Linked DNA regions of Homo sapiens: region 2 is linked to region 1. A link is a loop called in an ENCODE intact Hi-C map of the cell type or tissue named here. Cell type or tissue: endothelial cell of umbilical vein. All regions are shown on one strand. Links, peaks and the distances in the headings refer to the core of each region. The heading gives the core; the rest is flanking DNA. Region 1 has its middle 210 kb from the start of PTGER4. Region 2 has its middle 160 kb from the start of PTGER4.

Region 1 (4,402 bases), core at 203-4,202:
GATGGTCATGTAAGTTTGTTCTTTATTTTATTGATAAGAAGTATGTTAAACTAATCTTTCATTCTGGGGATAAATTCTCTTGATCATGGTGTATAATCCTTTTTATATGTTGCTGGATTTGATATGACAGCATTTTGTTGAAGATTTCTGAGTTTATATACATAGGATATATTGATCTGTGTTTTTCTTTTCTTGTAATGTTTTTGTCTGGTTTTGTTATTAGGATAACACTGGACATATAGTATTATTTGGGAAATATTTCCTTTCCCTTTTTGTAACAATTTGTAAAAAATTGATATTAATTCTTCTTTAAATAGTAGAATTCAACTGTGAATCCATATGTGTTTAGGTTTTCATTATGGAAGTTTTAAAATTATTAATGTAATTTCCTTACTTTTTATAGGTCCATTCAGAATTCTTTTTTTCCTGAGACAGTTTTACTTCTAAAATTGTGTCCATTTGACTTAAATTATTTAATTTGTTGTCATTAGTTGAGAGTATTTCTTTATAATTCTTTTAAATTTTGTGAGGTTGACAATGATGTTTCCTCTTTCATTTTTTATTTTAGTAGTTTGGGTCTTCTCTTATTTTTTCTTAGTCAGTATAGCTAAAAGTTTGTCAATATTTTCTAATCCTTTCAGAGGACAAATTTTTGGTTTTATTTATTTTCTCTTTTGCTTTTCTGTTCCCCTTAATTTCCAGTCAAAAGTTTATTATTTTCTTCCTTCTGCTTAAATGGGCTCGACTTGTTCTGTTTTCAGTGCTTTAAGGTGAAGGTTTGGTTACTGATTTTGAGATTGTCCCACTTTTTAAATATAGGCATTTCCATCTATAAATTTTTCTCTAAGTCCTGCGTTAGCAGTGTCCCATAAATTTTGATGTCATGCTTTTATTTTCATTCATCTCAAAGATTTTAAAATTTCTATTGTGATTTTTAACTTTGAGCCACTGACTATTCAGAAAGATGTTAATTTCCTCATATTCACAAGTTTTCCAAATTTCTTTTTGCTATTGGTTTCTAATCACATGCTATTATGGTTGGTGTGTGCATTTTGCATAATTTCAGTCATTTAAGTTTATCAAGACTTGCTTTATCATCTAACATACGGTGAATTCTGAAGAAATTTCTGTGTGTGCTTAGAAAAAATGTGTATTCTGCTGCTGTTCTTTACAGCATTCTATAGATGTTTGTTAGGTCTAGTTTCTTATAATGTTCAAATTTTCCATTTATTTTAAAATCTTCTCTCTAGTTTTTCTACTTTTCTAGAAAGAAATAGCTATTATTGTTGAATCACCTAATTTCTCCTTGATTTTATCAGCTTTTGCTTTATATAATTTGAAGCTCTGTTGTTAAATGTCTGTATGTTTATCAATTTCATAACTTTCTCCTGGATGGACCATTTTATTATTATAAAATGTCTATCTTTATTTTGAGTAATTAATTTTTGTTCTAAAGTCTGTTTGGAATAATATTAGTGTAACTACTCCAGCTTTCTTGTGTTTGCTGTTTGCACAATATATATATTTTACATCCTTTTACTTCTAACATTTTGTCTTTGAACCTAGACAAGGTTCTTCTGTAGATAGCATGTAGTTGGATCTTGTTTTTATATAGTCTAATAATCTCTGATTTTGAGTTCTTTAATTCATTCACATTTCATTCAATTGTTCATATAACTGGGTTTACATTTGCTATTTTATGCTTCATTTTCTTTGTCTCATGTCTTTTATGTTCCTGTTTTTCTGCTTTACCACTTTCTTTTGCATTAAGTGGTTTCTAGTGTAACATCTTCATTCCTTTCATAATTTTTTTTCACTATTTTTTGAGTTATTTTGTGATAAAATAGAGAAAAAAATCTCCTATATTTATTAGGGAAATAGTACTATTGATTGAGTCTATCAATCTTTGTTAATCATCAAGTGTGAGAAGGCATGAATGTGTGTGTGTGAGAGAGAGAGAGAGAGAAAGAGAGAGGGAGAGAGAGAGAGATACATTTGAGATAGAGCAGGCAGACTTTTTTACTTCTGTAGACACTTTTTTTCCCCAAATTTGAAGTTTATTTTACCAAGGTTATATACATGCCCATAACACAGCCTCAGGAGGCCCTGAGAACAAGCGCCCAAGGTGGTTGGGTCACAGCTTGATTTTATACATTTTAGAGGGGGCAGAAGTTACAGGCAGACATCATCAATTCATGTAAGGTGTACATTGGTTCAGTCTGGAAAGGTGGGATGAAGTGGGGCCTTTCAGGTCACAGATGGATTCAAAGATTTCCTGACTGGCAATTGGTTGAAAGAGTTAAGTTTTGCCTAAAGAGTTGAAATCAGCAGAAAGAAGTGCTTAGGTTAAGATAAGGGGACTTGGTGGAAGCCAAGATTCTTGTTATGCAGAGGAAGTCTCCAGCAATATTACTTCAAGGAGCGTTTCCTCTGGTTGATGAGGGAAGTACTACTGGAAAACCATAAAGCTGCCTCAAACAATAAACTTTAATTTTATATCATATCATATTATCAGGTAGGGACTCTTCTGGGAAGCTGACATGTATCCAGTAGGGTAGTTTAGCAATTCCAGGTAAGTTATGCTAACTAGACCAAATGTACTTCTGGAAACACTGGTAATTAAGAAGAAAGAGCATTTATGTGTGCTGTGAGCTTTCAAATTTTTCCCTTCACATCAAATAGGCTTGATTTTTGTCAAGGTTACTTCCACTTGAATTCAGAAGTGTTTCCATGATTGAATCTGATATTGATCTACTGATAGCTACTCGATTTACAATTAGGGCTTTTTCCCTTTATGAAGACAACCCAATCATGATTGTTCTCCACGTGTTTCCTCAGGGAAAGAATATTTATTTACGTTAATGGCTTCAATGTGATCACAAGGTAACTGCCCGTTGTTTGTAGCTATTTGCCCTTCACTCTGAGCTTCTCAAAAACAATTATTGGAACATTCTTAAAGATGAAAGCCTTGTTTTTCAGATCTAGGCAGCTACTAAGCTTTGAATCTGTGAACTCTACCATCACTGACATTCCAGGTGCACTGTGAGGGGTAGTTAAGAAGTTTTATATTTGAAGGGAAGCTTACTGCTTGAAGTAGCTCATGGTTGACAATAGATTATTTATTTGAGCTTACAAATCTGGCTTCTGCAGCTATTTTCTTTACTACATACTCTATTCTTCTTTCCCCATCTTCTCAAATTTAGTTTTGTCTCTGATTAAGCTATTAAACACAAGAGCATTATGCTTTTGTAGAAGCAAGAGCTTGAAGAAAATTATGCTATTTTGATTTTGAAATACGCTTTAAGAGTAGCAGTGAAAAACCTTTGAAAATATTACTCATCTCTGGTTAAAATATCTCTGGGAAGTGAGTCAGTATTTTATTATTCTCTTTCGGATGTTATTAGCTGGGGACAGTCAAAAGAATTCGAGGAAAAATTAAATCACTTATATAAACCCAGGTGAAGAAGCCAGGGTTAAAACCCAAATCCTTCCATCGTGATACTTGCTTTTTCTCTCTGAATTATGCTCCTTTTTTAAAACAGCATTCTGTTTCCTAATATGATACAAGCAGTTGACCTGAAATTTGCTTCCATGAATTTCTATCTTTACTGAAACAAGAGGGAAAATGTTTTACATTGTTTGCCATAAGGTAGGTTGATAATTGATTACACAAATGGGAGGTAGGGGTGGAAAAGGTAATTACTTACTGTAAGATGAAGTCAGAACACTACGTTATACTTCTGGCTTTTCAATACTTGGCATTGCTCAAATCATTTTATATTTTTATGCACCATCCTTCACGTGTGAGATGGATCTCATCATAAACACATGGCTGTGTGGAGGTATTGTCAGGAATTCCTTATTTGAAGGCTTGTATTTAAAGGGTGGAGGTGGGAATGAAGCCACAGTGTATGCTCATCAATCTTACCATGAACTGTCCTGCGTATTCACAAATCACCACAAATATTCCCATATCATTTTTTCATACTGTTATACTCAATTATAAGGTACAATAAATTTTAAGATATATTATCTATTTAATAATATCTTCAGAAGAAAAGTTTCTATATCAAAGGTACATGCCCAATGAAAGAGGTATCCTGATTTTAGAAACATTAAAATTGACAGATTGTATTTTAGAATCAAGGAAATGTGGTTCAAAACTCCATTATTTTCTCTTTTTAAATAAAATCTGACTCTCCAGGCCACCTAAAAAATAAGTATGAAGAAAGTTCTTGTCTTAGTTTCTGTCTTAGTCAGATATCTGTTGCTCGTAGCAGGATACCTGAAACTGGGTAATTTAGTAAAACAATAACAACAACAACAATAACAACAAAACACATTTCTTACAGTTCTGGAGGCTGGGAAGTCCAGGGGTGAGAGATTGATTCTTATGTGAGTC
Region 2 (4,402 bases), core at 211-4,210, 56 kb before region 1:
GGTTAGATGATAACTCATTGTAGTTTTGATATGCATTTCCCTGATGATCAGTGATGCAGTGCAACTTTTTATATTCCTGTTGGCCATTTACATCTCTTCTTTTGAGAAATGTCTACTCAGAATTTTTGCCCATTTAAAAATCAGATTATTTGGTTTTCTTCTAAGTTGTTTGAGCTCCTTATGTATTCTGGTTATTAATCCCTTGTCAGATGGAAAGTTTGCAAATATTTTCTCCCATTCTGTTGGTTGTCTCTTCACTTTGTTTATTGTTTGTTATGAAGAAGCTTTTAAACTTGATGTAATTCCATTTGTCCATTTTTGCTTTGGTTGCTGTGCTTTTGGGATATTACTCAATAACTCTTTGCCCAGACCAATGTCCTAGAAATTTTCCTCAATGTTTTCTTGTAGTAGTTTCGTAGTTTGAGGTCTTAGATTTAAGTCTTTAATCCATTTCGATTTGATTTTTGTATATGGTGAGAGATAGGGGTCTAGTTTCATTCTTCTGCATGTGGATATTCAGTTTTCCCAGCACCATTTATTGAAGAGACTGTCTTTTCCCAATGTATGTTCTTCGCAGCTTTAACAAAAATGTATGGATTTATTTTGGGGTTCTGTATTCTGTTACACTGGTCTATGTGTTTGTTTTTATCCCAGCACCATGCTGTTTTGGTTACTATAGTGCTGTAGTATAATTTGAAGTCAGGTAATATGATTCTTCCAGTTTTGTTGTTTTTGCTCAGAATGGCTTTGGCTTTTCAGCATCTTTTGTGGTTCTATATACATTTTCAGATTACTTTTTCTATTTCTGTGAAGAATGTCATTGGTATTTTGATAGGAATTGCATTGAATCTGTAGATTGCTTTGGGTAGTACGGACATTTTAATAATATTGATTCTTCCAATCCATGAACATGGAATAGCTTTCCATTTTTGGCATCCTCTTCAATTTCTTTCATCAGTGTTTTATAATTTTCATTGTATAGATCTTTCACTTCTCTGTTCAAGTTAATTCCTAGGTATTTAATTTTGCCTGTAGCTATTGTACAATCAATAGGATTGTTTTCCTGATTTCTTTTTCAGATTGTTCACTGTTGGCATGTAGAAATCCTACTGGTTTTTGTATGTTGATTTTGTCTCTTGCAACTTTACTGAATTTGTTTATCAGTTCTAACAGTTTTTTGTGGAGCCTTTAGCTTTTTCTAAATATAAAATCATATCATCTGCAAACAAGGATAATTTGACTTCTTCTTTTCCAATTTGGATGCTCTTTATTTCTTTCTCTTGTCTGATTGCTTTAGTTAGGACTTTTGATACTATGTTGAATAACAGTGGTGACAATGAGCATCCTTGCTGTGTTCCAGACCTTAGAGGAAAGGCTTTCAGGTTTTCCCCATCTAGTATGATACTAGTGGTGAGTCTATTGTATATGACTTTTATTGATTTGAGATGTTGAATTTCAACATCGCTTCAATGATAAATTTCAGCACCAATTGAAATGATCATATGGTTTTTGTCCTTCATTCTGTTGATATAGTGTATCACATTGGTTGATTTGCATATGTTGACCCATCCTTGCATCCCTAGGGTAAATCCCACTTGGCACGATGAATGATATTTTTAATGCGTTGTTGAATTTGGTTTGCAAGTATTTTGTTGAAGATTTTTGCATTAATATTTATCAGATATTGGCCTGTAGTTTTCTTTTCTTTCTTTCTTCTTTTTTTTTTTTTTCTTGATGTGTCTTTGTCTGGTTTCGGTATCAGGGCAATATTGGCATCGTAGAGTGAGTTTGGAAGTATTCTCTCCTCCTCTATTTTTTGGAATAGTTTGAGTAAAACTGGTATTAGTTCTTCTTTAAATATTTGGTAAAATTTAGCAGTGAAGCCATTGGGTCCCAGACTTTTCTTCACTGGGAAACCAGTGTAAGTTTTTGAATTAAGAGAGATAACTAGAAATATACCAGTGATATATTTTTCAACATAGGTAAGATAAATGTTAAATATACATATTTCTCTTCTCTAGTTCAGCTTTTCTGATTCTAATTGTGCCCCCAACCCTCTCCAAATAACTGAAGTTTAGCTCTCCTAAAAGGAACTTTAAAATTGTAGGTTGTAAAAGTCATCTAAGTTAGGATTTCCAACTTATTTAGCCATCAGACACAATAGGAGTTATAATTTCTTGGCAGAACACCAATGAGGTATAATAATACATGTACAATACAGTGGACAGCAAAGTGTCACTGGTCACTGTTGACATCCATATTGCCAAATGCAATAGATGCTCCTCTGTCTTCATCCTTCTTGATTTCTCAACAGTGTCTGAACAGTTGTTTCCCACATTTGGAAATCTTGTACTCTGTTAACTTCAAGTCCTTATGTCATCCTGTTTTCCTTGTACCTTCCTGCCACTCCTTCTTAAGAGTCTCTTAAGTACTTAAGTTTCAATCTTAGGCACACTTCTCTTTTATTATTATCCTTTCTAAGTGATGCCCTCAATTTCCAATCTTGAAATGATCTCTATATGCTTGTTATAAGACTCCAGCTTGACCTCTCTCTTGAACTTATTCCTTACATTTCTCAAGGTTTTAGATACCAAACTATTCTGAAAAGCAACGAGGACTTATTGCAAAGTGAAAGTGCAAATTTTAAGCTTTGTTTATTTTTTTTTTTGCAGTGGCCTTTTAAGTGAATTCTTATGCCTCAATTAACTTTGATATTTCCTACAGGAAATATCTATGCAATTCTAAGTTTTTATTAGGAAGTTATATCCACTTATCATTGTTTTTCAACCTCCTTTCTGGGCTATGAATTAGCTGTAAACATGCTGAAAAGAATCATCTGTTGATATGCTTCTGCCAAAAATATTTGTTTTGGCTGTTACAGGAACTCTGTCAATAGAGTCTATGGAAATATTGGTTACTTTGTGTCCTGGACAGGTGGCCTTTTCACTGCTCCCTAATTCACACCATTTCGGTAGCCTTCTGTTAGTTCAGTGTTTTCAACCTTGGCTACACATCATAATTGTATAAAGGGCTTTCTAAAAGTACGGATGTTTGACTCCCTTACAGATTCTAGTTCAATTGATCCTGAGTGGTGCCCAGGCAGAGGTACTTCTTCAGAGATCCCTAGGTGATAGTAACATGAGCTAGGTTTGAGAATCATCTGTAGTAGAACAATCTTTGCATCAGTTGAGCTTGGTGTTTAATTCTGCCTCACTACTCCCAGCTGGGTGATCTTGGGCATGTTGCTTAAACTTTCCGAGCCCAACACCTCCTATCTGTAAAATAGAATAAATGGTATCTACACCACAAAAGCTTGGTTTGAAGAGTAAATATTTAACCTAATGTGTTCAGCATTTTACAGGACCTAATAGGGATTTAACTTCAAGTCCAGCCCTTTGTTATGACTTTCTCTCTCATTTTTCTTCCATGTGACTTTTTTTAAACCATCAGTGTCATGTTTTTTTGTTCTCCTTAAATGTAAATATCTTCCCACACTTTTAGCACTTTGTATCCTGTTATTGTTGATAAAAGCCATGAAAAAGCAGTGGTTCAAAAGTCAAGAAACAGGACCATGACCTAGTGTCAGTGCGTCTCTCATTTAACTCTTAATATATCTAACTGGACTCTGGGAACTAACCTCAGCTTTGATCCACTGACAGTTCCTTCCTTCTAGTTTTAAAACTGTGTTTGACATTTACACTCTCTTTCTTTAAAATTAACCCCTTGAAAATGCTAAGATTTGATGTCCCTATGCTACCTTGCAGTTGGGTACACAATGGCGGTAAGGGTGATGATAACCATGAGGATGATAATAATGATGTTTGAGGACCTTTGACTACAATCACATTATGTAAAAGAGTCTGTTCACATGGCCTAAGTGGGAGAACATGAGTTAAGTAAGTACCTTTCTCTGTAGGCTGACATAAGTGTTATGAATGTTTTCAAGTTCTTTATTTAAATTGTATCAAGACCTAATGCTGCAAGTCAGCCTAAACTCTATTTTCTCAGCTATATGTGTTCATAAGATGAATACTTTTCCAATAAGATTTTTCTGAGTTCATGAAATAACCACTGTTAAGCCATTGACATCATACAAATTATTTTGAAATGTTACCTTATATTTTGTTTTCAGCCCACTTTTCCTGAAACAAAAAACTTTTTACTTCGAAATTTTAACTGAAAACATTTCTAGGCTATAATCAATGTAGATATAATGGTATCTCATTACAGAAAAATTGAAATACTAGATGTAAAGTTCAAATTAATGGAGGAAAGGAATATATAATCAATATTTTATTCACATCCTGGTGATTTATTTTGTTGCTATTGATAATGTACGGTTTAGAACTATTTCAATCCATAAAAGGCCATCTTGGATCCATTTGTGAAATGTTCAATTCTA

The links. Hi-C counts contacts between places; a loop is a spot of excess contacts. Peaks named below come from ENCODE experiments on the same cell type or tissue, not always from the same donor. Only the 100,000 strongest peaks of a DNase experiment are listed, where the experiment ranks them.
Region 2: a loop joins it to region 1, with 2.1 times the contacts of the local background. A loop is called at or near these places in 1 of 110 quality-filtered maps.

The regions. Positions count from the first base shown.
Region 1 is chr5:40,463,629-40,468,030 of GRCh38, reverse strand. No RefSeq gene overlaps it. Among named protein-coding and RNA genes, the nearest start is that of PTGER4, 210 kb to the left of the region's middle. In endothelial cell of umbilical vein, for the core only: no CTCF peak of the experiment used is centred there; DNase peaks (open chromatin) are centred at 2,430 and 3,250.
Region 2 is chr5:40,520,056-40,524,457 of GRCh38, reverse strand. No RefSeq gene overlaps it. Among named protein-coding and RNA genes, the nearest start is that of PTGER4, 160 kb to the left of the region's middle. In endothelial cell of umbilical vein, for the core only: no CTCF peak of the experiment used is centred there; a DNase peak (open chromatin) is centred at 2,707; H3K27me3 peaks cover 838 bases.